2 separate regions of the Mus musculus genome follow, and region 1 is linked to region 2. Evidence: chromatin contacts called from ENCODE Hi-C or POLR2A ChIA-PET data. All regions are on one chromosome and are shown on one strand. Each heading gives the region's core, a stretch centred on a gene start or an enhancer-like site at or near the end of the contact. The rest is flanking DNA. Distances are from core to core; before and after follow the strand shown. Region 1 holds the start of Saysd1 (SAYSVFN motif domain containing 1). Region 2 holds the start of Kcnk5 (potassium channel, subfamily K, member 5).

Region 1 (3,325 bases), core at 695-3,194, 99 kb before region 2:
AGCAGTTTACCCAGAAAAGCAGTTTCTGGGTCTGGCAAAGCCATGCTCTCCCAGTCCCTGATCCTACATGGCACGTTCTCCTGTACCCTCAGGTACTGATCAGCAGGGTTTGGGTGTGCCAGCCTCTCAGAGCAATAAAAGTCTGCTTTGTGTAGAGGTCAGACTGGGTCTATTCTCTGTTTTCCTCATTTGACTTCTTACAGACCCAGCCCTATGTATGTATTTGGCTCTTGTTATGGTTACAAGAAACTAAGGCCCTGTGACTGCTGAAAAGCGTAGTGTGCTGGTTCATTTCTTGTCAATTTGACCCAAACTAGAGTCTTCTGGGAAGAGGGAATCTCAATTGAGAAATGAGAGTGCCAGTAGGCAAGTCCATGGCCTGTAAGCTAAAATAAGCCCCTTCCTCCCCACATGGCTTTGGTTATGGTGTTTATCAAAATAACAAAAACCAAACCAGGACACAAATTTCCTCCTTGGAGTGTTTCATATTTCCACCCAGGGATTCCAACCTCACAGGCAAGTACCTTTGCCAGGATACTCCTGTGTGGAACTATATGAAGCCACAATGAGATTCGAATGGGCTATCATACTTGTCCAAATTATTTCTACCTAGATCACTCACAGTTGAACTTGAATACCCTTCTCTAGTCCAAGAGGGGCCTATAAGCCCATGCACATCACTCTAGGCAGTTACAGTGGCCACACTTCCATAGTCAAACCCCGTTTTGCACAGGCCAGACCTTGCTTAGCTTCAGAAATCAAGCTGCATTCAGAACAGTATGGCCATAGTCTCAAACCTCTTTTTGTTTCCTGGTCCAAATCCCATTTCTAAAGTACAAGCTACCCGAGACACTGGCTTCCTCTACCCAAGGTGTGAATAAAGTGCAGCCTTAATTACTGCCACCTCTGAGCCATAACCAGTAAGGCCTTTACCCCCTCACTAGCAGTGGATGCAGCTCAGTGGTTTCAGACCCCAGGACAAGGTGCTGAGGTGTATATTTTACACACCAAGCAGACCTGGCCTCCAGGTTCTCCAAGCATCTCTCAGTCCCTACCTAGCATACCCTACCCCCAACCCTGAACTTTCCAGCCCACAGGCTCTTTACTATATAACCCAGACTTTTTTTTGTTTGGTTGGTTTTCTCTCTTCCTCTTCTTCCTTTTCCTTCTCTCTTTCTCTTCTCCCTCCCCTCTGTCTCCCTTCTCATGGCGACTTCCCTGGCCTCCTTCCTAGGGCCAGTGAACTCATCGGCACAAAAGCAGCTTCCCGATAAACCTATATATATACTAATCTGGCTTGAATTGGCTTACTTCACCAGTGGAGAAATAACTTATCAGTTTCTCAAAGCCACGAATCTCTGTCATTAACTCGCAGTGAACAACTGGAGAGCAGAGATGTTTCTTCAAGCTCCCTAGAGCTTCGCTTTGTTTTCAACTAGTTGCTGCATAGGATTGTCTGGGATGGAAAACGTCAAGGCCACGTATCATGTGCTGATACACAGAGCGGAAATGCGGTGTCCAGCCACGAGGCAGGCGAGGAGAGAGCGCACAGGACAAGGAAGAGCCAGATATCCTGGGTGTGGCTTGGGCAGGCAGGGGCGTGGCCCCCGCGCGGAGGCGGAGCTTCAAGGTGCAGGCCTCTCTCCTCACCTGAGGCTGGTTGGGCTGAGCCTGAGCGATGGCGGGGTTGGCTTTCCGTTTCAGGAAGCGTGTCAGCCAGCCCGTGGCTGTCTTTGGGGTCGCCGCCGCTGGCTCCGCCTTCGCTCCCGAGGTCTGTACGCTCTGACTGGACGTGGAAGGCTGGGCTACCAGACTGGCCCGTTTGCGGGCCTCCCGGAACTCGGCTAACCGCTGTTCCATGGTGCGCAGCCGCCCGCTCGCCGGTGTGTGTCCAGGCCTGTCCTCGGCCGCCGTGCGCCTGCGCACGTGGCCCTCTGTTGCGCCTGCGCGTTGCATGAGCCCGGGTCGGAATTTTCCAAGGCTTTGTGACGTCTGGTGACCCTCCTGTACCTGGAGCGGTCCTCGGTTCTCGAGAGGAGAGTGAACTGAGTGTCCCATCTCCTCCGGCTAAAAGGTTGCGTTTAAAGTATGAGAACCGTCAGATGTTCCGGCTCTTGCCCGGGCCGCAGAACTCAGTTCTGACGTGTTTGCTCCTCACCTCAGGTTCAGGGAAGAACGCATGCGGGGAAGCCAGTGGTCAGCACCGCAGAAAAAGCGTCTCGGGACGCGGGAGGAGACCTGTGATCTCTGGGAAGTTTCCCGTGTCAGAAAGGCAGGATGCGTCCTACCTTCTAACTCTTACTGCAGTCTATCAGTCTCGCTGAAGGTGTTCACACCTCCATTTTCTTAGCATTTAGTTTGCTTGCTACACTAGAAAGATGCATTGACTAGACAAGAAATGTAAAACAAACGAACTTACTGAGGAAAAACTTAAATACACAAACCTGGGGGGGGGGGTTGTCAAAAGACTTTAAAAGCTAAGGATAGGAGGAAGCCAGACTGAAACTGTCTTATGGCCATCACAGGGCCACTCTTGAACTCCCAGCAGCGTGTTTGCCTGCACAAAACCAAACGACCCAACCTTCGCAAGCCCCCACTCCTAACTGGGGAGCTACTTATGGGTGATGATTTCGGGCGGGGTAGAGAGTCAGTTTCATGTAAGCCCTGGTAGATCCTGGTGGATTGCTCCATACCCATGAATGGGAATTTGTGGACTTCTTAAAAAGTGAAAAAGAGGACAAGGTGCGAGAGGGGTCAATGTTGGAGGAGTTAGAGGAGGAGAATGCATATGACCAAAACATACTAAAAATATATAAAATCTATAAATCGTAACTATAGTGTGTAACTACCATCCAGTAAAGAACATTTCTAGAACTCTGGGTGTTCTTATCCTTTCTTGCAATTAGTATTTACCCAAAAATTAAAATTTTAGATCTTACAGTTTTACAGATTTTTAAAGCTCCAAGCTAAGTACCAAGGATTTAGCTAAGTAGCACTTGCAGAATTGAGTCTCAAATACTTGTTGGATACTACTGAGTTCGAGTCAAAAAGCTAGAAAATATTCATTTAACAAATGTTTGTCTAGGGCTATGTGTTGAGTTCGGCACCAAACATTAAGGATTGAGAGCAGGAGGCAGGGATCACAAATGAAATAAAGACCTTTGCTTTCTACATTCTAATTGGAAAGATTTTTTTGTTGTTTTGGGTTTTTTGTTTTGGGTTTTGGGTTTTTTTTTTTTTTTTGGTTTGTTCTTTTGTGTAATGTGTGTGTGTGTGTGTGTGTGGTCTGTATGTCAGTGCAGTTGCTTGTGGAAACCAGAAGAGG
Region 2 (3,295 bases), core at 180-2,679:
GGATGCTTGGGGCTGAGCCCTCAAGAAACAGAGAAGAACCTCTGACCCTAAGTTGGCTCAAGGTTCCAGTTGAGATGGTCAGCCAAGTTTACCATGGTGAGGTCAATGGTCTACTGGGTGTGTGCATTCTCAGATAAGTGACTCCACAAGCTAACATCAGGGAAACATCCCCTCACCCACACTATCCTCGCTCCCTAAAAGGGCACTACCTGAATTTGGGTGTTCGTTTGTGCAACCTGCTGTTTTGACAAAGCTTAATTCCGAGTCCTTGAGGGATGGCTCAGCTTGCTAAGACTTCATGGAAGCCTGGGACCGTCCCGAACATTCCAGCCACAGACCTTCCTCCGAGGCACTTAGGATATGTCCGAGCTCCCTGCCCCACTCAAAGTGCAGCAACTGGCGGGTGTGTTTTTGCTCACACCAGGTCTGGGGGCCCTCTGCTGTATTCAAGTTTAGAAAGGTCGAGCGGGCGCGGCAACGGCCCTGGAGCGGGAGGTGGTGACGCGAGGGGTGGCACCCGGCTCTGCTCCCGGACTCCGGGAGCGTCTCCAAGGAAAGATAAACTCCTTTATCCGCCCCACAGCCTCCCTCCAAAGAGGGAGGCACCCGCACACCCACACTAAGCCACCGCGGGGCCCAGTTCATCCTGGAGTCAACCCCAAGTTCTCTCGGAACTTACTAGGTACTGACCAAGTCTGCGCGCGTGGGGGAATCTCCCTGTCCCTAGACGAAAGACACAGATCTTTGCGACCTGACACCTGATGAGGCATTTTCTCCCGCCACCCAGGGACTTCTGGTTGGGACTGGGGGGTGGGGGGTCGTCTTAAACTGTAGGAGGGAGTATCCCCTTCAATACCGCTATAGTCCCAACAGCTTCAGATGCATGTGGAGGATTCTGGCGACCGACGGCTCACCTGTAGGATCTTGTCCAGTCCCTCCTGACTCAGGCACGGAAACTCCTTGAGTAGATGCAGTTTCTGTGTATAGTAGTTTTTCTTGGCCTCCTTCCAGTGTGGCTCCTCCAGCACTTCGAAGATCGCTGCCCCGATGGCCAGGTAGAATATGATGGCCGAGGTGAGTAAAGGACCCCGGTCCACCATGACTCTGGAATGGCCACCTCCTGGAGAAAGAGTCCCCTAATTCCAGCAGCTCCGGGTTCACTCGTCCTGCAGCCCTGGACACAGCTGTTTGAATTTGGAGCTCCGCATGCGCAGTGCCCGGTACCCCCGCGCGCCGCTCCCGGGACAGTTGCTTGGCCAAGTTGGCTCCCTGAACGCGGGGAACTGCGTGGATCACGTTCTCACAGGCCAGGGTGAGCGCACATCAAAAGGGGGTTGGGGCCACCCCAATCTCTCGATCCTGAAGGGTAGGGTGAAACTCAGGACCCACACCAGCAGACACGTGTGCCGCCTCTGCGCGCGCGACAGTACGCCCAGCGCGCCTCCGCAGGGCTCTTTAAGCAGCTCTCAGCCCGCCCGCTCGCGCCAGACCCTGAAAGGGGTGGAGTCCATTCGGAACCCGCCCCTGGCCCCGCCCAGCGCGCCTGAAGTCATTACACCAAACACCGGGTTCTCCAAGCTCCAGGCCAAGGCTTCATGGCCCCACCAGACTTCCAGGAGCCACACAGTCGCGGGATTTGCGGTCTGCGGGACTCCAGTTGCGTATTAGAAATCGATATAATTCGCTAAAACGGTCATGCACCTTACTGCTGAGGTCAGAAATACATTGCCAGTGTTACTATCACATCCAGATGTTTCCCCAATTATTCCTGGGGCTCACACACTTACTTATCTGACCCGAGTAAGGAGATTGGATCTGAATTAGGATTACTGGGAATTAATCCCAACCACAAATGGGTGAAGAACCCATCCCAGGTCATCTGTGTTCGCGACACTTCTGAGAGAGGCGACAGACAGCCACACCCACATTACAAGGACCTCTTCCTTACTCCCAAGCCTGCTTAAAATTACAACACCACTTCCCCCTTACCCACCCCAGCTGGAATATCTACTGGAGAGACTAGAAATGCTTTCCACTCGGTGATGCATTTATCCACAGGCCTGTTAATAGCGATAAACACTCAGACCAGGTGTGGTGGTAGTGTGCACATTTAGTCCCAACTAGAGAGGTATACCAACTTTGTCTACATAGGGAGTTCTAGGCCAGCCAGGCTACACAGTAAAACCTTCTCTCAAAAATAAACAAATACTTGATAATAGGCAGAAGATGTGAATACATCTGTCAAAACTCGTCTGAGTTACTCCTCACTCTGCTTGCTTCTCTGAGCATTTATAAACCCTGGGCAGACGACATGTTTTTGTATCGTAATCGGGGGTTTGTCGTTAGATCTACTTTCCAGGAAAGAAATGGAAGCTAGGCAGAGCCATTTGGGCAGCCTCCACTGTCTCAAGTCAGGGGTGCTGACTTGTGTGCCAGAGCCACAGCCTGCCCCTGACCTCTGTGGCAGCAGATGCAACAGAGGCCAGAGTCCCTGGCACTACCCCCTCCCCAGGGCCTTTTCCTTCTGTGGGTGATTAATCGTCACAGGCCGAGAGTTGCAAGAAGGTTGTCTGTGGCTCTTGAAATCTTGCTGCATCTGCAGAGCTAAGGATGGCTCCACACTGCTGATCAGTCAATCATTTAGATAGGGTCTCCCTGTGTAGCTCTGGTTATCCTGGACCTCGCTATGTAAACCAAGCTGACTTTGAACTCACAAAGATCCACTCCCTACACTTCCCAAGTGCTGGAATTAAAGACATGGCCACCACCTCTGGCCTTCAATTGTTTGTAGCTCTTGTTTGAAGATTGTGAACATGCCCTGAGGGAGAAGTCTGAGCAGGAAACCGAGAAAACTCAGGTTTCTAGGGCAGGAGAGATGGCTTGTCAGTTAAGAGACTGACAGCCCTGTCTCGAAAAACCAAAAAAAAAAAAAAAAAAAAAAACAGAGAGAGACTGACAGCTATTACAGAGGACAGAGTCTCATTTTCCCTGTAACTCCAGTTCCAGAGTATCCAATGCCTCTTCTGAGCTCTGTGAGCACACACACACACACATAATATATGTATATATGAAAATTCAGGCTTTCTAACTTTGTGTCCCAGTGCCTGCTTCCTTCCTCAGGGTACTTCCATACAAGGCTTGCCCTGGGCCAGGCCGCAGGATGATGCTTTTCCACTACACAGCAGCAGGCCTCGTTGCCTGCCCTAAACAGATTTTTCTCTACCTTTCTGTAACACCTTCTCTCTCCAATATTCCCGATGTGGTCTGAACCCCAATCTCACAGCCTTCAACTGGC

The links. A loop is a pair of places that touch in the nucleus more often than their neighbours do. ChIA-PET counts read pairs that join two places held with the same protein, here RNA polymerase II (POLR2A).
Region 1: a loop to region 2 is called in a map of T-helper 2 cell, with 2.4 times the contacts of the local background. The contact joins the promoter of Saysd1 here to the promoter of Kcnk5 in region 2. A Hi-C loop is called at or near these places in 1 of 37 maps with a recorded cell type or tissue (T-helper 2 cell). POLR2A ChIA-PET finds 5 or more read pairs at or near these places in 4 of 5 experiments (Patski and embryonic stem cell).

What each region holds. Positions count from the first base shown.
Region 1 is chr14:20,081,228-20,084,552 of GRCm38, forward strand. It overlaps Saysd1 (SAYSVFN motif domain containing 1), which reads right to left and starts at 1,945. Exons shown (of 2, transcript NM_026209.1): 1 at 1,651-1,945. The coding sequence starts at 1,860.
Region 2 is chr14:20,180,353-20,183,647 of GRCm38, forward strand. Kcnk5 (potassium channel, subfamily K, member 5) reads right to left here and starts at 1,430. Exons shown (of 5, transcript NM_021542.4): 1 at 915-1,430. The coding sequence starts at 1,100.